Linked DNA regions of Mus musculus: all the other regions are linked to region 2. A link is a loop called in an ENCODE intact Hi-C map of the cell type or tissue named here. Cell type or tissue: heart. All regions are shown on one strand. Region 1 overlaps Mxi1 (MAX interactor 1, dimerization protein). Region 2 holds the start of Mxi1 (MAX interactor 1, dimerization protein). Region 3 holds the start of Xpnpep1 (X-prolyl aminopeptidase (aminopeptidase P) 1, soluble). Region 4 holds the start of Add3 (adducin 3 (gamma)). Region 5 holds the start of Smc3 (structural maintenance of chromosomes 3).

Region 1 (5,000 bases), 60 kb after region 2:
TAGAAGGCTGAATTCAGAGCAGAGCCTCTAATTAATAAGAAAATGGCCAGCATGTGTGTCACCCTCGAGCCGTGTCTTATGGAGCGCAGTTAGGCAGAAACCACAGTGTAGAATCCTACTGTAGAATCCGAAGGCGCCTTCACATGGTGCGTGGTTTTAATGGTGATTCTGGTCTGCTTAGCAAGAGGAGCCTGCTCGTGTGCAGCTCCTCAGCGGAGAGATTTAGGTAGGTAGCAGAGCAGAGCAGCCTTTAACTTGTTAAATACAGAGAAATCGAAGCAGTCTTTTATCTGCATTAAGTTGCAGAGTCAAGTGCTAGACTTGAGATGGCAGATTCGGTAAAAGGACTAGAAATTCGCTTCTGATTGTTTGATGATTGTGGCTGGGCCTGCCTTTATTGGCCAAACCTCTGACCTCACTGCCCTCAATCACCCTTGCTTGTCAGTGACACAGGTGACCACTTACACCTTTCCCGCCCCTCTCTCAACTCCTGCACTGGAAATTGTCACTTGACATCACTGTTGTGTATTAAAACTCAAAGTCCCCTTTGAGAGGAAAGTGGGGGGCTTGCGTTATCCCTGATACAGCTGAGACTGTTGTAGAAGTTCAGTTACAGCCCCAAAGGAGTCCACGTGCTGCACGCAGCTGAACTGTCTTGTTTTAAGATTTATATATATGTATATGTATATGAGTACATTGTAGCTGTCTGCAGACACACCAGAAGAAGACATCAGATCCCATCACAGATGGCTGTGAGCCACCATGTGGTTGCTGGGAGTTGAACTCAGGACCTCTGGAAGAGCAGTCAGTGCTCTGAGCACTGAGCCATCTCTACAGCCCCCTGCTGAACTGTTAGCGCTTGGTAAAGAACAGACTCAAAGGTGGAGAGCAGCAGAGTTTGGCACCTCCCATTATGTACATGGTCATAGTTGGAGACCACAAGTGTACAAGGCTCTCCTGGAGCATTTCCAGGAGAAATTCCCTCTGACTTTCCCAGAGAATGGTCTGTCGGAGAATTCGGGACTTTAAGCAAGTAATTCTGTCACCTGTGTTCCTTGTGGGGAAAACAGGGTAGCTCATGAGGGCGGAAGGGAAAGGAATGAGCAGCAGCCCGCTCACAACACAGGTGTGAAACCCACCACCGCAGGCACAGTTTTGTCGTCCATGTTGCGCTGGACATGAAATTGACGTTTTATAAAGGACTGAAAAAATGTTTGAAGATCAGGAAGTGTTCACGTCCTTCTGCCTCTACATAAACAACATCCAGCCCTCTGGGATGGCTGCGGTTACTGAACAGTGTGGGTGCGTGCCTGTGCGTGTGTGTGTGTGTGTGTCTGTGTGTGTCTGTAAAATTAAAAGGTGGAAGGAGGTGGAAACCTTAGTGCGTTTTATAGCTCCTTGAGGTACCGTAGCTGAAACCGGTACTCCAGCCTGTGCTCTCAGGCATTGGGAAACCAAGCTCGATTGCTTTAGTAACAGCACAGCACGGAGCTTATGGAGCGGCCTAGACAATTCGCTGTCTGACAGAGTTCATGGGGGCTGATAATCTAAAGTGACTTCTGTCTGCAGGGCAGAGTGGTGGGGCGGGAGGTCGGCGCCACTACCGTGCAGGTACTTTAAAAAGTTGGGAGTGAAATATGGCTGTTGGCTAATAGCTCAAAGTTGCTGTGTGTGTCTAGTGGCTCTCCAGGCTGTGCTGATTGGCTGATATCTTTCTTAGACGAGCTCACCTGCGCCTGTGTTTAGAACGCTTGAAAGTTCTGATCCCGCTGGGCCCAGACTGCACCAGGCACACAACACTCGGTTTGCTCAACAAAGCCAAAGCACACATCAAGGTGAGAATCTTTCTTTCCATATTTGCACTGATTCCTGTGTGTGTCGTGTACAGCTCACTAGACCGTCCTCTTCTTCACTAACTGCCCTCCAGAGAAACGGCTGTAAAATCTCACCAGCGATCCAGTGGGGCAGCATGATGCGAATAAATGAAAAAAATTTACAGCGTGGCCATCTAGACCTGAGAATGCTGGGGAAGGTCTTTCCGATACCCTGAAGGAAGGCAGCTGCGCCCTCTGGCGGAGATGCTGTTATTTGGCTTTATCTCTCAGTAATTTTCCACTGAATACCACATTGCAGGAGGTTTCTCTTTGTGGAACTTACCTCACAGACTTTTATAGTTCACTTCATTTGTTCAAGTAACATAGCATCCATACAGGAAAAAGACCACTGTTTTTATGTTTAAAACGCAAGTGTTTCTCAGTATTTATATATGCAAGGGTACATACATACCCACATATGTGTATTTGTGGCAGGAATTAGTTTTACTGTACTAGACTGGACTACAGGTGTGAATAAAACATCTTCATTTTAGAAACTTGAAGAAGCGGAGAGGAAGAGCCAGCACCAGCTAGAGAACTTGGAACGAGAACAGAGGTTTTTAAAGCGGCGACTGGAACAGCTGCAGGGGCCTCAGGAGATGGAGCGGATACGAATGGACAGCATTGGATCAACCATCTCTTCAGATCGCTCGGATTCAGAGCGAGGTAGGCAGCTTCTCTTTCTAAGGAAGTCCTGAGTCTCCGAGACGGGTGGGGGCGGGGAGACTGTAGACACTGCATCGGCTCTCACTAACCAATGTAGTACTGTCGTCTAGCTTCTGTTGTTTTGGTGCTAGAGAGCAAACCCAGCGAGTAGCATGTGCTAGGTTAGGAAGAGTGAGCCCAGCCGCACTCCCAGCCCCCAGCTTGGGCTTTGTGCACCCTAACATTCTCTGGCAGTGCCTTTGTGAACCACAATTTTTTTTCATATATGTATATACATTCTTTCTATTTTGAAATAAATTTTAGACTTAGAAAAAGTTCTGTTTAAAATATGCCAAGTTCTTGGGGGCTGGAGAGAGGGCTCAGCAGTTTAGAGCACTGACCGCTCTTCCAGAGGTCCTGCCTGAGTTCAATTCCCAATTCCCAGCGACCACATGGTGGCTCAACAACCATCTGTAATGGGATCTAGTGTCTCTTCTGGTGTGTCTGCAGACAGCCACAGTGCACAGTATACTCATATACATAAGTAAACAGATCTCAAAGGAAAGAAGGAAGGAGGGAGGGAGGAGAGAGAGAGAAAGGAAGGAAGGAAGGAAGCAAGGAAGAAAGAAAGAGAGAAAGAAAATGCAGAATTCTTACCATGAGAGAGGGACATGGCTTGAAGCTATATTTCATGCAAGAAAATCAAAAGCAAACCCCTTAAACCTACTTTATGATTAGCTTATTTTAGTTACTATTCAGAATTTGTTGATGAATCCATAGAAATCCATAGATCCACCTATGATCTATGATAGAGAGTTGACACCACCAAAAAATTCGGATGCCTAAACATAAATTTTCTATCTTTAATTTTATTTCTCCATGACCCCAACCTCTTTAAAGCAACCCTGATTAATAAACAGAGCTGTGAATTAGTTTTTGGTTTAATGTAAAACAGATGTTGTTAAACCACTTGGGTTGGGATCTTTTAATATTAAGTACTAATTCCCAAACAGGCCAAGCGCTTTTAGTGGGAGGTCTAGACGGACTGGCGTCAAAAGGGTTTTAGTAAACTTGCTGCCTAAATTAAGACCACCACTGTATACCAGATTGCTCTTTGCAGGAGAGTCCCTGATAGAGCACGGATAACCTTGCTGGATAACCTCTCTAACTTCTGAAAGTGCACATGCAGATTATTAATGCCCCCCTTTGTTTTCTCTTTCTTCCTCCCGCAGAGGAGATTGAAGTGGATGTGGAAAGCACAGAGTTCTCCCATGGAGAAGCAGACAGTGTCAGTACCACCAGCATCAGTGACCTTGACGACCACAGCAGCCTGCAGAGTGTCGGGAGTGACGAGGGTTATTCCAGTGCCAGTGTCAAACTCTCCTTCGCGTCCTAGGACCCAGCATGGCCTAACAGTGCAGGGCGGAGCGCTCACTGGGCCGAGTCAACACCGGCTCTCAAATTGGGTTCATGATGCAGTCTCCTCTTTAAAACTAAAAACTATACTTGAACAAAACGGTCAGAAGACCTGTATTTAAGCAAATACTTAACGAAAAGTGGGGTAGAGCCTCCCTGGTAGAACAAATATTCCTATATTTGGAAAGAGTACAGTTTCTAACGGCAGCAGAAACCATGCGCGTGATTATCTTGAGTTGACCAGGTTGACTTGAGAGACAATGGAGACTTCACTCTCCTGTTGCAGTTTGCTCACTCTGTGGTGGTGAGCAGACATTTAAGGATAGGGTTATGAACCCTTCCCGAGCTTCTTGGCCCTAGAAACAAAATCACACTTAGAGTAAGGAAAAGGCAGGATAATCAGGCATTAATCTCAGATAGCTGAAGAGCTATTAAAACTCAGCCTCTGTTTATCATGAAGCCTGTGGATGATCAGTTCTTTTAAACAAAATGAATTTTTAAAAAGCTCATATCGTGCTCTACAAAAGGAGAGACTCCATGAAGCCTTTTGAAAGAGGCCCTGACGCAGCCCGGCTTTCTGTTGGATTCCATGCTAAGCCAGCTAACCTTACCTGCATTGTTAGCTCTAGAGCAGCCGACCACCCGCTCGCCACCCTTCGGCCACGTAGGGGCAGCCCATGCATGACGGCCTGAATCACAGGAGGAAAAGCTCTGTGTGCCTCGGTGTCTGCGCGGAGCTGAGGAGGTGCGCACGCAGTATAGCAGCCAAGGTCTGAGCCACCGCAGCATTTTTATTTGAGATTTTGATAACTGTTTGTATGTGTTGAAAACCAAAATGACATCTTTTTAAAGCTTGTCCATAAGTAAAAACATAGATGTCTTTTATAGTGGAATAAACCACGTGGGGAAATCATCTATTTTGATGCAGCATTTGATAATGATAAACACCTCACGCCTCACTCTTCACAGTGCGCAGGACAGACAGACGGACGAGGTCTGGGCTGGGTAGACGGAGGTCAATGCTGTTTTTGTTTTCTTTAGGACCACTCCCTTTTACCAGCTTTA
Region 2 (5,000 bases):
CTTAAACTCAGAGATCTGTTGCCTTTGCCTACCAAGTGCTGGGACTAAAGTTGTGTGCCACCACCACCTGGCAACATATGCATTACTTGTGCTATGGCACACTTGTGTGAGAAATCTCTCCCCTTCCATTGTGTGGACTCCAAGGGCGGAAGTTAGGTCATCAGGCTTGGCTGCAAGTGACTCTACCTGCTGAACCATGTCACCTGAGCATATATCTTTTTAAAAGATTTATTTCATTTTATGTATATGTTGAATGTGTAGTTGAATGTATATGTGTCCACCATATGTGTGCCAGTGCCTATGGAGGCAGTGTTGGATCCCTTGAAACTGAAGTTACATGAGTTGTCTGATGAGGATGCTAAGCTGAACGTGGGCCTTTTGCAAGAACAGCAAGTGCTCTGAGCTGCTGGGCTATCTCTCTAGCCCATGGCCTATATTTTTAATTTATTTATGAACTTTTAAAAATCTATTTGGGTGTTTTGCCTGCATGCATGTCTGTCTTTACACCACATGTGCCTAGTGTCTGCAGAGGTTAGAAAGGGGTGTCTGGTCCCCTGGAACTTCAGTTACAGACGGTTGTGAGCTGGGAATTGAAGCTGGGTCCTCTGGAAGAACAACCAGTGCCCTTAGCCTCTGAGCTACCTCTTCCCCTATTTATGTTTAAACGTGTGCATGTGTTCCTGGGATGAACTCAGGGCTTTGTGCACGCTGGGCAGGTAAGCTGCCCTACCACTCTGTTATATTCACAGCCTAGTTTTATAATATTTTTGAAAGCACACAAAGGCCTTCTTGCAGGTCTATGTGTGTGTGGGGGGGGGAGTGGGGGGTATACACATGAGCTGTAAATGTTAAAGAGCATTTTGCAAAGAAAATATTCTTTGTTAACAAAGTTTCCATTTTCAGTCTTTGTGACAAAAGTATAGGGAAGTGTCTCTGGGCTGGTGAGGACAGGGGGCAGCACAAGTCCAGGTCCCCTTACGAGGTCAGTCTGGGTAGATTCCTTTTAGAACTGTTTTCCAGTGAAGTGCAGAAAAGTCTTGTTTACCTCATTCATTCTGACTTAGATTCAAGTTACAGCAGCAAAGGGGACCTAGGTTCCAACTGAGAAAGTTCTCACAGAGGGGCTGCCATTGTAGCCCAGTGTGAGAACACTTGCCCAGCAGGCACAAAGCTTTGATCTTCAGGAACAAAACAAAACAAAAATTCTTAGTATGTGCCCAAGATGTTCTAGGTGTAGTTTTGACTTAGTTCACGAAAGCATCTTCTCAGAGGTTTCAGGGATGTGCAAATTTTGACCAGGAAGGGTTAGAGGATTTGATTTGTTCAGTCTGCTTGAGTAGGCCGAGAACTCCAAGCCTTCTTTACCAGGCTATCCAGGTGTCTCCCACACTCTGGTCAGGCAGGCCTGGTGGCTCCCAGTGGCAGCAGTGAAACTGTTGGAGGGAGTAGGGGATAAAGACTCCAGGTGTGGGAGTGGGGAGTGAGGGAAGGAGGGAAGAAGAGGTTCCTAGGTTGCCACTTCTATCTAGGGGGCACTCTGTCAAGTGAAAGGGCAGGCAGTTGTAGTGACGCCCTGCTGTGAGCTTTGCACAGCTGGACTGAGTGAGTGTGGAGAGATGCTCACATCTCCTCCCGCTTCCTGGAAAATAACTTTGCATTTGAAGGGTTGCAAAGGAGTCGGTAAATCTGAACCCGGACAGGGTAGCCTGGAGACTTCCTCTGCTTGTGTGAAGGTACACACAGGTGTGTGTGTGTGTGTGTGTGTGTGTGTGTTCGAGCGTGTGAGGGGTCATGTGTAAAATGTTTGTGTTGGGAGGAGTTTCTAGTTACATGTGATGTTTCTATTCTTCCCGTCAGAATTGGGCTTTTATTGTTTGATTTTGAAATAAGGTCTTTTTTATTTTTTTAAAAAATGCCTAGCAGCTATCATTTATTGGGGACCTCCTATGTGCCAGGCATTGTGCTGAATTTATTTTTCTGTAAAGAAAAATTGTTTTTATCCAGGTCCACCTAGAGACATCCGAGGGTTTTTTTTTTTTTTTTTCCCATTCTTATTAAAGCACAGTGCTGTCTACGCAGCTAGGATTTGCGGAGAGGCGGGGAAGGGTGCTGGATAGGCAGGGGGCGGGCCCTGCCTCCCTAGCCGCCACCATTTATTTTGACCGGTCAGATGGCATCGGGCTCGCACTAGGACCCAGGCGCCACAGCGCCTCCGTCCGTCCTGTAGGTTCATTCAATCTCCCATACACACAGACCCACACAGCGAGAGCGACACACACTCACACTCACAACCGCACGCAGCGAGGCTCGGGAAGTCAGTCAGGCCGGCTCCTTGCCCCGGTGCCTCGGTGACTCCAGCAGGCCGGGTCTCCCAGAGGCCCTGCAGCTCGGCCGGCCGCGCAGCCCCGGACAAGGAGCAGCTCCGCGGACCCCCGTGCCTCCATGGGCAAACGCGGGCGGCCGCGCAAGGAGGCGCGCTGCGAGGGCGCGGGGCTGGTCCCCGTCGCGCCCCCGGCCATGCCCCCGGCCGCGGCCGCGCCCCAGCCCCCGGCGCAGCCGGAGGAGCCGGCGGGGGCCAAGCCCCGGTGCCCCTTCTCGGACATTTTCAACACCAGCGAGAACTCGATGGAGAAGCACATCAACACTTTTCTGCAGAACGTGCAGATTCTGCTCGAGGCAGCCAGCTACCTGGAGCAGATCGAGAAAGAAAACAAAAGTAAGTTTGGGGGCCCCGACTGCTCGCCTGCGTCCAGCTCTTTCTTTCTCACCCCCTTGTGCGACCCCTGTCGCTTACTCGGTTCGCCGCCGCCCCCCCGCAACAAACACACACACACACACACACACACACACACACACACACACACACACGTACCCTCGGCAGTAAAGCCGATGACACCGGAGAAAGGACACGCACGCACGCACAAAGCTGCTAAAGATGTAACAAAGACAGCGAAGGGGAGAGGGAGCCTGTCGGTGCCTTGGTCTGTCGGTCTCCAGCAGGCCCGGAGGACGGCCTGGCCGAGGAGTGGGGGAGTGTTGTTGTTTGCTGACAACTGGGCTGAGAGGCTGCGAGCTCGTCTCTCCGAGGTCGCCTTTCTTCCCTTTTTTTTTTTTTTTTCCTCCTTTTTCTTTCCGGAGCCTACTCCGGCAGACAAGTGTTTTGGTTTGGCTTATGGTTTTGGTTTTTTTTTTTTTGTTTTGTTTTGTTTTTATTTTTTTGTTTTGTTTTGTTTCTGTTTTTGTCGCTCGTTCCAGGGTTGGGTGGGGATGAGAAGCTGAAAGTTGGAAACCGTTTGCAGAGCTCAGGGCTTCCAGAAAGAAAACACAGACACACATTACAACAATAACAACCGCCACCACCGAACAGCTCTCCGCGCCGTGGACTCCGGCTCTTCTTCCTGCCTACTTCGTTTCTCCTTCCTTCCACAGCAGGACTAGGCTCAGGCCATCGTGTCCACAGACACAGTTCCCCTGTGCCTCCTTGCCTCTGGGATGCCACGGCCTCTGGTCCCCTCAAAGAAACAGGCCAGAGGAACCAGGCAGCGCCGGCAGCCCTCCCTGGACCTGCGGTCCTGCGCGCGCTGGGGTAGGGAGGGGGGGACTTGGCGAGGGGGACGTGGCTAAAAGCAAACTTTAGGATTCCGCAGAAACAATAGTTGGGGGAAAAGGTGTGGGCGGTTGTGTCCATTTTCTTTATTTTCAGAGACGCACAGGACGAGCAAGGCAAACGCCTTACAGGGTTCCGTCCACCCCCACCCCCCCCGCACTCCCCCCCAGGTGGAGACCGATGCTAGGAACCCCACCCGGGCCTGGGCTTCCTCTCTGTATTTGTTTCATTTTTGTCCCTGCCCATTGGAACCCCCAGCTCTCGCCAGGCATTCGACTCAGCAGCACCCTAACGGGGGCAAGCGTGTGCTGCGTCTCCAGCACCATCAGAATAATAGCTGTGAGAAGGAAGATCGGGCCAAGGGAGAGAAAGACTCACGGAGAAGAGAAAAACGAGATGTGTAATCTGTCAGAACAAGTAGGAGATCAATGGGAGAGAGACCCGATTGCAACGTGTCAGGTCTTGCAAGACCCCCCCCCCCAACACACACACACACACACACACACACACACACACACACACACACACACGCCAGCCCTCAAAACACAAAAACACCTTCCCCAAATACACCCGGGCCTTTAGGGTTAAAGTAACCGAGTATCGCCAGCGCAATTTGTGGGGACGGGGTAGGACCAAAACAAGGATTTCTGTTGGGAGGTCTGTGGTGCGATCTTTTCTTTCTCTGTCGCCTCTTTGCTCCGAGTGCCTGCCTGGCTTGCCAGAGGCACATCGCCGTCAGGCTGTGTAGCCGAGTCGCTGAGCGATTATTCACCCGGGTGTGTGTGTGTGTGTGTGTGTGGAGGGGGTGCACTCGTCTGGAGAATAGTTTCTGAAAAGCCCAGCTAGTAGGGAGCTGGGTGAAGAGGTGGTTTTGTTTGGTGTGTTTGCTTTTGTTGCAGGGGGAGGGGCGCGATTTCTGTAGTCGTCCCCCTCCCGGATCCCCTCTGTCGCTGGAGTCTGTCCCGTGGCGCCGACTCCGACCCGGGGGGGGGGGTGCACCCAAAGAGGGCACCTTGGCAATATTCAGCGAACCTCATCCCCCACCCCCACCCCCGCAACGAGGAATATTAAGGAGGTAGCCAGAGATTCCCTAGCCTCTCGTGTTTCCCCCCCCACACACACACACTTCATACCCGCAGACAATCGGAGACCTACCCCCCACATACCCCCCCCCCCGCGCCCTGGCCGCCTCCACCTCCTTGTTTACCCCGTGTCGGGGCTCCGGCGTGGCCACTAGTCACGTAAGCAGAGAGCCGGGCGCGCCCGGCTGGGCTGCCCCGCGCGGGGCGGGCCCGTGGTGGCCGAGCCAAGGTTCCAGAGGCCGGTGCAGTTAAGGGGCTTCCTCTCGGACCCTCTCCCTGGGTGTCCTCTCTGCAAGACGGCCGGCCATGGA
Region 3 (5,000 bases), 270 kb before region 2:
ATCACATATCTCTAGTGCTCACGCTGAGGCCACATAAGAACCAAGTGCTGGGGCTGGAGAGATGGCTCAGCGGTTAAGAGCACTGACTGGCTCTTCCGAAGGTCCTGAGTTCAAATCCCGGCAACCACATGGTGGCTCACAATCATCCATAATGAGATCTGATGCCTCTTCTGGGGTGTCTGAAGACAGCTACAGTGTACTTAGATATAATAATAAATAAGTAGATCTTTAAAAAAAAAAAAAGAACCAAGTGCTAAATGGTATTCAGTGAAATGAGATAAATGGGACGGGTTCTTAGGGTGGGGAAGTAGGCAAAGATGTCCTCCACTACCCAGAACCCACCGCTCTTGACGTGACAACCACCACTTTGCTCTGACAATGACAATCCCCATACCCATTTCGGTCCAAGGGTTTGGTGTAAGTACCTATCACCTGCTGTTATCACATGAACCCATGCGCATCATGGATGCAAGCTTGGTAAATACACCCCTCTGGTCCTAACGACCAGTTCAGATAGCATGAACCATCAAGTGAGTTCAGTGAGAAGGAGATCTAAGACCTCTGCTCCAGCCGCACCATAAGGCTGTTTCTAGTGACTGTCAGCCTAGAACTCTCACCACCTGCGGGAAGGAAAAAGTCTGCCCAAGCGAGAGCTGAACACAACTGGAGCTAGAAGTGAGACGGGGAAGACAAGTCTGGTGCCAGGATTGGTTCGACTATCTTTGGCTTCACTAACAGCCACCAGCCTCCATTTGCCTCCTTCAAGGAGTTCAGTTTGACCTTCTAAACTGAAAGGGGTCCTCATCTGTACACTGGATGGCACTGAAATTCTACCACTTCCGGAAGGCACCCTCCCTCTCAGCCTACCATCTGACGTTCACTGACCACCCCCAATACTGTGACTACGGATCCAGGATCCAGCAACGACTGTGGTGTGGTCCTCAAGCTGCCTCCGAACCTTTGACATTACATCATTATCCAATTGCCTGACTTTATTTCCAGCAGAAGACGTCCAGGAAGGTCTAACCACATGGACAATTACCCACACCACCCACCATCGTGCATATATAAACTTCTTGGTCACACTTAACACGCTGTGACAAGACCAGGTCTGGGTCAAGGTAGGCTTGAGATCTGTCCACTCACAGAAACAGGCATAATATGGTCGGAATTTCACAAGTCGGGCTGCGGTGCCTCATGTGTTCTTTCAAGACTCAACTGGTCTGAGAGGATGGGTACGCCCCTGTGCATCCCCTCAGAGTTTTAATTCTGGTTTTATGTTCTTAGCATCTCCCACTTTAAATAACCAAGTGTGCCTGGTTCGGGTGCAGAAGGGATACACTAAAGCATGTTCAACATGAGTCTGGGAAGTGTCTTCTCACTTCCTGTGTCCAAGAAGAACCCAGAGCAGGCTCCAGGAGGATTTTCCGGAAGGCTATGCCTATCTGTTTCCTGATACAGCCCCTGAGACCATTTGGGTGGGGAGGGCACAACGGCTGCCTGTCTCTGTTGGGAGTTTGAATCAAGAGGTAAAATGCAGTCATCAGAATGATCAGGGTTGTAACTTTAGATCGCCGCCGTGGAGGAAGGAAAAGGGCAGGGGCACAATCACTTCTGGGTACCCGGGGTGGATCCAAGAGGGACCAACTTCCTGCAACAGCAGGGCCTCCCCTCAGGGTCGGGGGTGGTAAGGATCACCGCTTTCCCGGGACCAGCGAGGCAGTTCCTCGGTCACACTGGTCCCTGGACCGGCTCCGGCCGCCCGGAGGTGCCCGGGGGCCCCGCCGGAAGCGAGCTGAGTCCTGCCGGGCTGCACAGATCGTTCCCCGGTTCCCGCTGGGGCAACCCCCGCTAGCCAAGGCCATCCCCGGACGGCCGCGGGCCCGTCGCTGCTCGCCCTCTCGTCCCTACCCTCCCGGGGGTGCAGCTCGCGCGCCGGGCGCCGGATGCCGGTCAGCCGGCACAGTCCCCTCACCTTACTCGCGGCGGCTTTCTGGAGGCTGCCATTCGGCGGTGACGTGCCCCAGCCCACGTCAGGGGAGCGCAGACCAGCTGATCACCCACGGCCAGGCGCGCGCACCGGGCAGGCCACTCCTCCCCTCTGTGGCGTGCTCACGCAGAGGCTCCGCCCCGCTGTAAACCCCGCCCGTTCACCGGAGTGGGCGTGGCCGAGTGTCAGAATTCCAAAACCTTTGGGCTGTTGCTTGGAGAGGGTGTGGTGTTCTGTGCAACCAATTGGGAGAGGCGCCGGTCAGTCGTCACTGATCTTCCTCTCCATTTAAGAGGAAGGACAGGCGTTTTGCCAGCTAAGGAAGCTGCATGCTTCTCCGGTTTGTTCCAGCTTTTAGGTCAGCTAAGACGAGAGAGTCGTGGCCAGCTCTGCAAGAACCTATTTTAGGGTCCTGGAGACACTGACTGGATCAGGATATAACTTGCTGAGACCTTAGAGATGTCTTCCAAATGATTATTCCCAACAGCTTCAAAACTTACTGCTCACTTGGGCTAACGATCGGGCGTTAAAGCGTCCAAACCTAGCTCCTAACCCTATGTACAAACAAAAACATTCTTCACGTAGGGCTTTTTCATCTCAGTCGGTGGCTATTCCATGTTTTAAGGGCAAAAATCTTGACGTAATATCTGCCTTATTCCCCGGTCCATGCCCCATCTGCCCAAGATCCGCTTGGTCCTGGCTTCAAAGTAGATCCGTAGCCCCACCCACTTCCATCACGTCACCTATCTGGGGTGCATCACTTCCACCTCACCTGTGTGACGCCTGCATAGAAGCCAGACCGAACCTACCCTGAGGTGTCCACTTGACCATTCTAGAATCGCCTGGGAGAAAAAGCCCCTGGGCCTGGCTGGAGGGTTGTCTTGTGTTATTTAAGACGGGCAGAACCACTCCCTAGGTAGAGGATTCTAGACTGTATAAAATCAATGGAAATGAGCTGAAGACGAGCATGAATATATTACTCTCGCCTCTTGACTACCGATGTAAGGCCTGGCTCCCTGACTAGATGAACGGAAACTGGAAGCCGAAGAAGTCCTTTACCCCTCAAATTCCTTTCGCCAGAATGTTTTATCACAACGACGGGAAAAGAAACTAAGCAGTCCCCATTTCATTTGGAGTGACTCTTCTTAATCACAGCTCACAGGTCACCTCACTCCACCTAAGCTGGCCTTCCCTATCTTTGACACTCACAGTCCCGTCAAGTGTCACCTCCTCGATGAAACCTGCTTAAAGCTGTAAACCGCTTGGACCCATCCGGGCCCCTTTCCCACAGCTTCTACTGTTGTTCACCGGAGTTCATCTTCTGAGGATAGTCTCTCTACCCTGCACACATACTATAGCCATCAGAGCAAGAGTTGTTTCTGTTGCTTAAAAATGGGCAGGAGGGCTAGAGAGATGGCTCAGCGGTTAAGAGCACTGACCGCTCTTCCAGAGGTCATGAGTTCAAATCCCAGCAACCACATGATGGCTCACAACCATCTGTAATGAAATCTGATGCCCTCATCTGGTGTGTCTGAAGATAGCTACAGTGTGTATATATATATATATATATATATATATATATATATATATATATATATAATAAAATCTTTTTTTTTAATGGGCAGAAGCTGACAGTCATCCTCACGTGTTTGCTGCTGAAATAAATGTCCCCAGATTGCACACTTCTCCGGCACAGTGGCTCTCTTGTTCATTGTTATGTCCCTAGTGCTTAGGACAACACCTGGCACTAAATGAAGGTGAGCACCTATTTTAAAAACCAAGCTGTGTCCCATCCCACGTCGACCTTGGTGAAGTCCGAGTACGCTTGTATCCAACGGGTTCAGCTGTCCTGGAGGACTGAAAGTCCCGGTTAGCATTAGGTTAGCACGTAGACAAGCCAGAAAAGAATGTGTGTGACACAGCATGTCTGTTCATTTCCTCAAGCCTGCGGAGCCAAAATGAGACTGTAAACAAGGACTGGCTCCTGCCCACGCCCAAAAGAATAACAAGAGAGAAATCTGGCAGTGCGGGCAGAGTTATAAGTGCAATCAAAACGCAGCAGCACCCATAGTCATAATTGCCCAGGAGAAAGGAGAGAAAGCAGCACTGGGCAGTCCCTGAACCAGACCTGAGTTCCTGTTTGCAAGACAGCAAAGCCACCTTCATCATCTTCAAGTTCTTTCGGGAAGTCCCAGGAAGGAGACTCTAAAAACATTGCAGAGGGTGAGCCCAGGAAGGGTTAACTGTGGTTTTTCTGGTTTTGTGACCTCGCGTAGGTAGACACACTGACACAGACTGAACCCGATCTGTCTAGCCCGCGACAACCCAGTGACCCAAGCACTCATTTGTACTCATTTTACTGGTTGCAAAGAGCGGGGTGTTCAGCAGTCAAGCTCATTGCCTGCGGGGTGCGGAGCCATGGGACTTGGGGTGGGGCAGTCAAGTCTTGTCCTGAGATTCTGAGATTGACAATTGTCCAATTGTTCCCCTCCTGCCCCGGGACACACAGGCCCAGGGATAGTCCCATGTCCTACCTTTGCCTCCCCCTTTGCCCCCAACACCCCAAGGTCAGATAGCCTGGTAGCCTTGCTAAGCTTCCTCTCTCCCCTGATAAGGTCATGCCCAGCATCACCTGGAATCCCAGCTTATGCACTGTGATGTTCATCGTGGATGCGCTCCATGACTTTGGGCAATTGCCTTTCTGGCTCCACTTCCTGAGCATATGATTAATTAAAATGGCATCGTCTCAGAGCAGGCAGGTTCTGCTATGACTAACGTCCTTATTTTTTTTAAAGAAAGGAATCTGGACACATGGTGCAAACAGGGAGAATGCCACGGGAGAGATGAGAGCTGTGCACCAGCAAGCCAAGCACAAGAGTTGCCAGCAAGCCACACAGAGCCAAGAGAGGGGTATGAACAGATTATCCCTCAAAGAAAAATAATTAAAAAATGACCTTGTAGCTACCTTGATCTTACAAGTCCAGACTCCAAAACTTTAGGACAGTAACTT
Region 4 (5,000 bases), 170 kb before region 2:
ATTTGCAAAATTTCACTCCATAGACCAGTATACTCGGTTATAATTTTCTAAAATTAATTTAGATATATTTTATTCTGGATATAATAGATTTTATAACATAGACGTCAACATTGAAATCTATCAATAATATATTCTCTGATACTAAGTGCTAGTATCAAAAAATATATTAGAACTGGGTATAGTGGTGCACACCTGTACTCATAGAAATTGGGAAGCAGAGTCAGGCAGATTTCTGTGAGTTCGAAGACAGCCTGCTCTACATAGCCATTTCTAGGCCAGCCAAGGCTACATGGTAAGATCCTGTCTCAAAAAAAAACAAAAAAAAACAAAAAAAAAACTACAAATACCTCACAGATTATGTATATATAATTAATAATATATAATTATAGATATAATATACAATATAAATATATGTGTAAATATATAAATGTAAATATAAACATGTATTAGAAGTTTCAGCTATATTTTAGGTGTTAGCACTCACATGAGGTTTATGTAATTAATCCTTTCGTACTTGTAGTAAATACTGAATAGTCTCTCTTTCTATGGTTATTTAGTACAGTGGTTAGAAATGAAAGATTAGCACACGTGGCTGATCCGTTTCAAGGCACACCGCTTTATTTTGGCAATTAACCCCAATATTAGGAGTAGAGAGAGGGCTCTTTAAAATTAGTGCTTCTAGCATTTCTCATTGAGTCGCTCCCTTCACCCAGTTAATTTTAACCTTGACCTCCCACAGCTGTACTGTTTTGCTCAGTCTAAAAAAAAATTTCCTGATCTTCCTCTCCCCTCCCACCCCCCCCACCCCCCCGCCCTTTACATCTGATGAAGCAACAGTGGAGAGGAAAAACCAAACCCATTCCTTTAAGAGAGATTCTGCCTCCTCTCTTCTAAGCCAGCGCCTCACGGCAACCGTGGAGTCTCTAAGTCACACACTTTACAACTCAGCATTGGGAGAAGCAGCAGCCGCCGCCGCTGCTCCGCGGCTGCAGTGGGTTCCCGTGCAGCACTGCAGAATCCACACCTAAGCCGGGGAAGACGGACACACGTCGGCTCCCCTGCTGGCAAAGCAGCTTCGGATCGCCTGCAGGTAAGCACATCTCTTTCCCATTTTGTTCATAACGCGTGGGAAAGGCAATGGTGGCAAAATGCACTCCCCATCAGCCATGCTTAAAACGTTATGTGAATCTGCAGTCCTTTGGAGGTGGGTTGGGGTCTACAGTTCTGTCTGGCACACACACGTTCTGGGTAGTGGAGAGACTATTATATGATATGTGATGCTACAGTACTTTTTTTTCCTCTCTTGCTATGCGTAAAAAAGGCTAACCTAATGCATGCAGAGCATTTTTCTTTTTCTTTTTAAATGCAGAAAACACAGCCACTCCCAATCTCGCTCTCAAACACTGCAGATATTTTTAAATGGCAAATAAAATGATGGGTTGAGCGCTTCCTAGATGCCGTTTTTTCTCCTTAAAGCTTAGCAAGACTTCCCCCACGAATGTTGAGTGTTTAAAAATAAGAAGACATGGTCTCTCTCTCCTTTTTAGAAAAAAAGCAAATGGGTGATAGTGGCAGACTAAAATTTCTATAGCTTTAGTCCAGTGGAGAGAGAAAAGGAGGATAAATGAATTGCAGCGTTTGCCAAGAACGCTATTCATTTGCCACACTTCGTATGTGGGAAGAGGAAACTACATTTTAATTAGCACATTTTTTTTTGGGAAAGGGGATGAAGATGAGGAGGCTGGCGCGAAGTATTTGAGGGGGAAGAGAGCCTGCAGATGAGGAAGGAAATGAAGTGGCCTGTCGCCAGTGCCTTGGAAAGGACGGGAGATAAGGGTGGGGAAATGAAGTTTGCTGTGTGTGTTAGGGTGGGGTTAACCCCAGGGACCATGAATCACTAGAATGGTGTTGGGAGGAGTGTGCTTGAGGGTGAATTCGTGCAGTGGAGAGGGCATGTGTGCCGGAGTGGTGTGCAAGTCGTGGGTGGCAGAGGAGAGCAGCGAGCGTGTGCCTGGAGGTCTATTTCGAGAATAGGTTGGGGTGAGAAACCCGTCTGGGAGGCGGGGGTGGGCAGCCCAGTGTCACCTGTGGAGGGATCCCCGACTCTGCAAATGAGTGTTGCAAAGTTTGCCTGGCTTTAGACAGATTTTGAAGGCTGCTGGCGGAGCCTAGACTTTTCATCTCCCAAGAGGTCAGCTCTCAGAAGGTTTAAGAGGCAATTAGCCAAAGTAGGAGTGCAGAGTTTGGGCTGGTCCAAATGAATATAAAGGCCCTTGCCCCGTCCCTCTGTGGGAGTGAGTGAAGGCGGGAGGCTCCCCCAAACGCAAATATGCTGAAGAGAAAATCGAGGCCCCCTCCTGTGGGAGCCGAGCTGAAGTCCAACTATTGTGGCCTCTCCCCCCAAAAACCCAGCGGCCTCAGTGGGCCACAGAAGCTCAATCTGAAAGCTACGGCTCAGCTGAGATTCACTGGGTGGGGGAAGCACGTTAGGACTGGGGAGGTAGATGTTTCCGTGGCGTCACCCTCCCACTCTCAATCGGGTTTCTCTCGGGGTCGTTTCCTTCTCCGGCAGCGGATCGGAGCTGCACTGAGGGAGGAAGACCTTGCAGAGGCGCCAGGCAGGCGCCCTGCAACAGGCCCTCCGCCTGCGGAGCACGTAGGCCCCCACTGCCGCAGCTGCACGGATACGGAGCTTGCAGCTCGAAGGGGGGCCTCGAGGGGCGGGGCCAGAGATCTCAAGGGGCAGCAGAGGCGGGGCCTGGACCTGCGAGAGCCTGTTGGGGGCGTGGCCTATTAGGAGCGGAGCAAAAACGCTGGGCTGGCGAAGGGCGGAACCAGGGGCACGCTTTTGAGCTACGAGGGCCCAGCCCGTACTGGGCGGAGTGAAGGCTGCTGGGGCGTGGCCTATAAGAGGCGGGGCTAGAGCTCTCGGGCCATGGGGCGGGGCCTTGAAGCTGGGGTACTAGAAGGGTCAAGCCTGTAGAGGGCGGAATCAAGAGCCCTGAGGCGTGGCCTGTGGTAGGCGGGGCCAAGGCGTTCAGGCCTGTGGGGCGGGGCCTTCGGGGTGCTAAGCGAGACTAAGCCTGTAGGGGGCGGAGTCCTGGACCCTGTGGAGGCGGAGCCCAAGGGGCGGGCCAGAGGGCGTTCGTGGGGAGTTCGGCTGGTCCCGCCAGAGCGCGAGGCGCCCGCCGGTAACGGTCGTGCGGGCGAGGGGCTGGAGGGAGAGGAAAGGGCTTTAAATGATGTTTTGAAGCAGCGAGAGCTAGACGCGTCGGCGACCAGGTGTCGCCACTTCCCGCTGCCGAGGGCTCGGCGTCCAGGTCCTGCGTCTCCACGCCCCCTCCCTTCCCGGCCCTCTCCTCGGGAACCGAGCGAGCGACGTTAAGAGGCGGCTGCGGCGGACCGGGCGGCCGCTGCAGCCCGGCGGTGGCGAAGGAGTGGGCACAAAGCCGGCTGCGCTGCGAGGTAATCCTGCGGGAGCGGAGGGCCCGGGGTCCCGCCGCGCTTCCCACGCCGAGGGGGCTTCGGACTGGCTGGCCGCGCGGCCTCAGGTGAACCGTGCTCGGGGCGGGAACGCGAGCCCCACGGGGCCGAGGAGTGCAGACCTGGGGGCGAGGAGTCGGGGTGCGGCGCCGCAGAGTGGGCCGGGACTCACCCGGGCGTCCCCGGCTTCCCCCAGCGAGGGCGTGGGATTGCAAAATCCTGTTCTGCGGGGAGCCTTGCTGACCCCGAAGGTGCTCGCGGGGACGGTGGGAGGTTCCCGCGCTTGGAGAAGGTGGAAGAAGACCGTGTTGATTTGTTGTTTTCTTTTTTCTTCTTCTTTTTTTTTTACCCCCTCGTGGCTTAAGAAACTTCAGTCACAAGTTGAAATTGTTCAACCACTTTATCTAATCAGTGTGACCCTCCCCAGCACACACACACTAAAAGTGCGCACGAGCACGCGCGCGCGCGCGCACACACACACACACACACACACACACACACACACACACTATAACCTTTCAAGCATTCCTGATACTTTATTCTTCCTTGCGGGGTGACAGCCCAGTTGGCAGCAGATTTGGTTTGCTGGTGTTTGGGGCACTTCCAACCTCTTTGGAGGTATGTAATAGCTGAGGCAAGGCCACTATTAAACCAGGCCTCTATTAAAATGACAAGAATGGCCTCAGGTGAACTTTTTTTGTTGCAGAGATTTAATTGCAAGTAGATGCCCGTTTAAAGTGGGAGTGTAAGGAAAACCACTAAATATCCTTGGCACATGTGCTCTTGGAATTGACTTTGCTAGAGTGGTGTGGGATTTAGCTCAGCCAAGAGGCTTTGAGTGAGGATTAGGAGCCAGGCTCAGGAAGGAATTGATAAGACTCTGGGGCTTGGGATGAGCTACATAAACATGTGTGAGTTCTTTACAGTGATTTATAAAATTATAGAAATTTTAGAGTTAGCAGTATGAAATGATTGCCTTTCTTAGAATGGACTCCATCCTCAGTGTGCTGAACATGTACTGATTTGGGTTTTGGCAGACTTCTAGTAAGAGTACAGTGTAATATGTCCTTTTAAAATGAAGTTACTTGACCAGTAGAATGACCTGTGTATTTAAGGTACAAGGCTGACTCATTGATAGAATTGTTTCTTTTCGAGCACTTCTGGAAGATGTTATAGCTAAATCTCCTTTGTGTCGGACTTAACTTGCAGGGTAACTTTTTTTTTTCCTAAAATTGATCAGATTAACTGTAGTTATGAGTAGTGGCCGGACACTTTTCTACAGTTCCCCCACCTCATTAAATTGACCCAGGAGTGTCAGCATGTTGGTAATAGTTGCTTTAAAGGAAAACTCCCCAGCAATTTATTACCTATCTAGGATGCTAAACATAATTTAAGGAGCTCTGTAGATACTTGGTTAAGAGATGTTAATACAGTGAAACACTTTTGCATATGGGATATTAGGAAGTGTTTGGTAGTTTTGGAAGGTGACGGGTGATTGCATGACCCCTGAAAAGATT
Region 5 (5,000 bases), 290 kb after region 2:
TGTATAATTATCTTAAACCTTTTGATTCAAAGACCCTACAACCATCTTATCTGGTGTTGAATGCAGTCATGTGCTCTGTAGCCCTTGTGTAGCCAGCTTCCTTCTCTTAGCATTTTAAAAAAGAAATTCATTCATGTTTGTAGAATGCATCCTTTTTTATTGCTCAATGGTATTTCTTTTCTTTTTTGGGGGGGGGGTGTGGGGGGGGGGAGTGTTGAGACAGGGTTTCTCAGTAGCCCTGGCTGTCCTGGAACTCACTTTGTAGACCAGGCTGGCCTCGAACTCAGAAATCTGCCTGCCTCTGCCTCCAGAGTTCTAGGATTAAAGGCTTGCGCCACCACGCCCGGCTTCAATAGTATTTTTTTTTAGATTTATTTATTTATTTATTTATTTATTATATGTAAAGTACACTGTAGCTGTCTTCAGACGCACCAGGCACCAGAAGAGGGCATCGGATCTCATTACGGGTGGTTGTTAGCCACCATGTGGTTGCTGGGATTTGAACTTCTGACCTTCGGAAAAGCAGTCGGGTGCTCTTACCCATTGAGCCATCTCACCAGCCCCCTTCAATAGTATTTCTTTGTGGCGTCTATTTCACTTTCATTTTATATCGCTTGATACTTAGTAATCTGTGATAACTGTTAAAAGCCAGGAGAGCCAGGCACTGTGGTAAGAACTTGGCCTCTGTGCATTTTCCCTTCATAAGATTTGGTTACTTTGTGCAAAATAATTGAAGAGAGCAATAGTAACAAAATGAAATTCTTCATCTCTTAGATTTTACTATCATGGAGAGAGACAATAAATATAAACAAGGCAATAGTCTAAAATCACTTATTTGATATTGTAGAGATTTAAAAAAAAAAACCTTTTTCCCCTATTTATATGATTATACAAGCTAACTGAATAAAGTTCATAAAATGTGTAAAGGCCTAAGAAGGAAAGTAAAAATCTCATTGTAGTGGAAACCATCATAAAAGTTCTGGTGACTTCACTATTATTGAAAAATAGGGTCTCCTTCAAACCCACTAAGCAGTAGATGAATTTGAACTTTTGATCTTGCATCCACCTTCCCAGGGTTCTGGGATCACAGATGTGTGCCACTAGGCTACCCAGTGCTGGGGAAGCGTCTAAGACCTCCTGTATGACAAACTAGGGCTTTACCAACTGCACTGCAAACCCAGCCGTCATCCTGAGGAACTGAATGAAGGCTTAGAATTCTGTTTATAATATACCCCAAACCCTCACAAACTGACAGGGGTAGAGGTCCTTAACTCCCAAAATGAAATTTTAAATTAAATTTCTTTCTTTCTTTTCTTTCTCTTTTAATACTTTTTCTTTTTTTTTTTTTTTTCCCTCAAACTTTGGGTGGAATTTGGCCAGAGTTTCAGATAAAGGATTCCCAGTAGGGCACAAGATTTGCCCTTCCTCGTAGACATGTTGAGGGTGAGAACTGCCTCAGGAAGCAGGAATGGTGACCAGGACCTTATTAGGTCGTCCAGGTTTGTTTGTTTATTTCCCAGTAGGCAATTTTAGAGTTGCCCAGAACTCTACTCCCTACACTGATTGTATACATTTAGCCGGGCAGTGATGGCATAAGCCTTTAATCCCAGCACTGGGGAGGCAGAGGCAGGCAGATCCTGAGTTTGAGGCCTGCCTGGTCTACAGAGCGAATTCTAGGAAAGCCAGGGCTAAAAAAAATCCTATACATTTAGGGACTGACCCTAGTACCTACCTATTTCTTTTCTTTCTCTCTCTTACTTTCTTTTCGAGACAGGGTTTCTCTGTGTAGCCCTGGCTGTCCTGGAACTCACTTTGTAGACCAGGCTGGCCTCGAACTCAGAAATCCGCCTGCCTCTGCCTCCCGAGTGCTGGGATTAAAGGCGTGCACCACCACCCCGGCTCCTTTTTTTTTTTTTTTTTCTTTTTTCTTTTTTTTTTAATTTACCTATTTCAAGAAATTTATTTGTGGCAATTGTACAGGTCTTTCTATAAGGAGTTTAAAGTCATCCTTAGCTACAAGGTGAAATCGGGGCTTGGAAAACTAAAGACAACCTCCCTAAATCAATCCCTTCAAATGTCCTAGCGTCCTCCAGTTCTCTCAGAGCCGTCAGGAGGCTCGGAACCAGCAGGAGGCGCTCTGAGCTAATAAAGAGAATAATGGAAGCGCGGAGGTTCTGAGCTCAGAACCCCAGGCAGTCACAATGAGACCTACATTCAAGTCGGGCGCTAGGCTGACAGGCCACGTCCTTTTTAAGCGGCCCGGCGACCACGTGACCTCCGGCGCGCTCGGCGATTGGCTCCGCTCGTCTCACTCCAGGCTTTGGCGCCGAGCAGGCCCCGCCCCTCACGGGCGCGACCATAGTCCGTGCGTCCGGAGGTAGTTCCTGCCGGCCTCTGGAGCGGGGCTCCTCCGAGTCGGACTCCCAAGTGATTCTCAGCAAAACAAGAGGATAAGAAAATCCTTTTCTCAGATCAGGTCCGTCTAAGAGGGCCGCGGGAGAGGGGCCTTTCCTACGCGACAGAGTGGAACCGGCCCAGACTCCCCCTGCGATCCGCATCGCTTCCATCGTGGTTCCGCCCGACGCGCGGGCCCCGCCTCCGCGGCCGCCGCCATTTTGTTTGGCCACAGGGGGAGCGAGCGGGAGCGAGCGGAGCGCTGTGAGGAGGGGGCTGTCTTGCTCGTCTTCCGAGCCTGCGGCCGCGCTGCTGCGGTGCTGAGGCGACGCCTTCCCCCTGCCGAGGGGCGCGGAGCCATGTACATCAAGCAGGTAAGGGCCGTGAGAGGCGGCGGGGTGTCCCGGAGCGCGCCGCGGGTGGGTTAGGGCCGGCCTGGGCTTGGGGGGGCGGGGAGGAGCGGGGCCCTGACGAGCCGAGCGCCGGGCTGCAGTCGGCGCTTTCCCCCGGGGCGCGGTGCGTGGAGCCGAGCGGAGCCGAGCGGGACCGGGCGCGGCGGGCTGCAGGCGGAGGCCCGGCTTCCTCGGGCGCCGCGGGCTGCTGCGAGCTGCTGGGAGGCCGCGTCGTTCTGCAGGCAGGCATGGCGGTGCATGGACCGCCTTCGCGAGGCCCCGGGCTGGGCTGCAGGCTCTCTCCGCCTTGCCTCAGGCTTTGCCCCAGCAGGGCGGACCCTCGCAGCAGGTCGCGTCGCGCCTGCTCACTCGGTTGTTTACTTCTGTCAAAATGCTCTTCCCGCGCGCGAGCGCCGAGCCCCCGGGACACGCGCTGGGCGACGTTTTTCTATTGGACGGGTCAGGCTCGGAGCGTTGCGATCCTATCTATCCCCTTTTCACTTAATTTTTATTATCTTATTTCTTTTTCTCAATGGACTCATTGGGGCTGGCCAGTGGTTTGACTGAAGGATGCCCTCTCACTGGGCTCGCAGGCTGGCAAGCTGCGACCAGCTCGCTCGCCCGCCCGCTCGCCTGCCTGCTGTCTGGACCTTTACTGTCGTGCAGAGCTCGGGGTCGAAGCCGCTGGGTTTGGAGAGCTTCTCCCAGAGCAGCCCTGCACCAGCAAGGGTTGCAGGCCATGTCGGAAGGGGTTTAGCGAATCTTTAACTTGCTTGCTCCCGATCGCAATGGTCTCCGCCGAGTGGACCGTTTCTGTCTTGCCTTGCGTGAGAAGCAAGAGACGGAGAAGGAAAGAATGTTGCCCTAGAAGTGCTTTCTGTGTTCTCAAGGGTTGTCTCTTCTTTAATAGGTGATCATCCAGGGCTTCCGAAGTTACCGAGACCAAACAATTGTAGATCCCTTCAGCTCCAAACATAATGTCATCGGTAAGTAAGTGTTCTTGGTTTACCATGTTAGACTTAGAATTGCTACCGATAGACGTGACAGGCCAGGGGAGACGGGAGTTGTCTTTGAATGTTAATATTCCTCCATGGGATTACCTGTTTCGTGTCTGCACCGATGAATTGCTTATTTTATAAAAATAAAATTTTTGTGTAACTCAGACGGATAAATCATTTTGGAGCCCAGTGGTGTAAGTTAAGTAGTGGAATGTTTGCCTAGCGTGTGTGTGTGTGTGTGTGTGTGTGTGTGTGTGTGTGTGTGTAGGATGTTGATGATGTGTCTTCATTTCAGAACCTTTTACATGAGAGGGTGTCGCCTGTTTTGTTCTTAGTCCATCACTGTTACTTTCTTTGAAGGATGGCTTATTTGCAGATTGTGGTCTTTTTCCCTTGCCAATTTCTTTGTGAGTGTGAGTTTTTATGAGAGACGTGAACAGACACTACCTGTCTCAGAAGGCCATTGGAAAGAGTAAAGAGAAGGGATATGGAAATTTGAGATTAAAGCTCACATGATTGTTGCCATTAACAGTACTTAGTTAAGGTTTTTTTGGTGTTTAAAGTCTCCGTTTTGCTGAGGAAACCACGTGCCACTGAATTTTGAAGGATGGATGAAGTTAGTGCTAGACTTGAGAGGTTCTGGCATTGGTGGTTTGACTGTTACAGTGTCCTAGTTGCAGTTTGCTAGGCCAGCCAGATGAGGTACTCTAGACAGTGGGCTAGGTGGTCCTGGAGAATAGAGGTTGGGGTTTCTGGTACCAGCAGGAGTGAATTCTGATGGGGCCTCATCGGGACCTTATCTAGCACTGTCAGTACAGGATAGGTGAGATCTGCGAGCAGACTTAGTCGAGGGGAAAAAAATGCCAGTGTTCACAGAAGGCCTTTAGAGAACAAGGCATTATTTACATAACATATGAAAGAAAACAACGAAGGAAATCCAGGAGTGGTTACTTAGTTCCAGCTACTCAAGAGGCTAAAGTGAGAGGACTCTTGAGTTGAGGAATTGAAGATGAATGTAGTCTGTGGCAGGACGGTTGGAGGCTAGGCTCTTTCTGCTGTTGGTACATGGGCTGCCCCCTTTGTGAGAGTAGAGTAGCCTGCTGTTTGTTCTCCTTGTGCTTGAGCTACAGAGGGTGCTAACCGACTAACTCGCAGCACAAGCATCTCCATTGTACTGGGCTTTTGCTGCATTTCATTATAGGAGCTTCCTGGTGTT

What was found. Hi-C counts contacts between places; a loop is a spot of excess contacts. Peaks named below come from ENCODE experiments on the same cell type or tissue, not always from the same donor. Only the 100,000 strongest peaks of a DNase experiment are listed, where the experiment ranks them.
Region 1: it touches region 2 in a loop (3-fold over the local background); 14 of 42 quality-filtered maps call a loop at or near these places.
Region 3: it touches region 2 in a loop (6-fold over the local background); 6 of 42 quality-filtered maps call a loop at or near these places.
Region 4: it touches region 2 in a loop (3-fold over the local background); 13 of 42 quality-filtered maps call a loop at or near these places.
Region 5: it touches region 2 in a loop (3-fold over the local background); 2 of 42 quality-filtered maps call a loop at or near these places.

What each region holds. Positions count from the first base shown.
Region 1 is chr19:53,367,822-53,372,821 of GRCm38, forward strand. It overlaps Mxi1 (MAX interactor 1, dimerization protein), which reads left to right. Exons shown (of 6, transcript NM_001008542.3): 4 at 1,721-1,835; 5 at 2,369-2,540; 6 at 3,752-5,000. The coding sequence ends at 3,915. Among named protein-coding and RNA genes, the nearest start is that of Smndc1, 20 kb to the right of the region's middle. In heart, a CTCF peak has its summit at 2,077 (motif pointing left); a DNase peak (open chromatin) is centred at 2,070; H3K27ac peaks cover 1,417 bases.
Region 2 is chr19:53,308,258-53,313,257 of GRCm38, forward strand. Mxi1 (MAX interactor 1, dimerization protein) reads left to right here and starts at 2,249. Exons shown (of 6, transcript NM_001008542.3): 1 at 2,249-2,716. The coding sequence starts at 2,443. Gm30541 (a long non-coding RNA gene) reads right to left here. Exons shown (of 3, transcript XR_003952895.1): 2 at 4,815-5,000. In heart, a CTCF peak has its summit at 2,233; DNase peaks (open chromatin) are centred at 2,204, 3,834, 4,464, 4,984 and 3 weaker places; H3K4me3 peaks cover 3,189 bases; H3K27ac peaks cover 2,951 bases.
Region 3 is chr19:53,036,539-53,041,538 of GRCm38, forward strand. It overlaps Xpnpep1 (X-prolyl aminopeptidase (aminopeptidase P) 1, soluble), which reads right to left and starts at 2,032. Exons shown (of 20, transcript NM_001374834.1): 1 at 1,976-2,032. In heart, no CTCF peak of the experiment used is centred here; DNase peaks (open chromatin) are centred at 2,133, 2,753 and 4,333; H3K4me3 peaks cover 2,559 bases; H3K27ac peaks cover 3,027 bases.
Region 4 is chr19:53,139,625-53,144,624 of GRCm38, forward strand. It overlaps Add3 (adducin 3 (gamma)), which reads left to right and starts at 3,132. Exons shown (of 15, transcript NM_001277100.1): 1 at 3,132-3,465. Gm9618 (a long non-coding RNA gene) reads right to left here and starts at 215. Exons shown (of 4, transcript XR_386782.2): 1 at 193-215. In heart, CTCF peaks have their summits at 1,062 and 3,069 (motif pointing right); DNase peaks (open chromatin) are centred at 977, 1,937 and 2,907; H3K4me3 peaks cover 4,544 bases; H3K27ac peaks cover 4,323 bases.
Region 5 is chr19:53,597,787-53,602,786 of GRCm38, forward strand. It overlaps Smc3 (structural maintenance of chromosomes 3), which reads left to right and starts at 2,610. Exons shown (of 29, transcript NM_007790.3): 1 at 2,610-2,768; 2 at 3,697-3,772. The coding sequence starts at 2,754. In heart, a CTCF peak has its summit at 2,121 (motif pointing right); DNase peaks (open chromatin) are centred at 2,285 and 3,145; H3K4me3 peaks cover 3,019 bases; H3K27ac peaks cover 1,746 bases.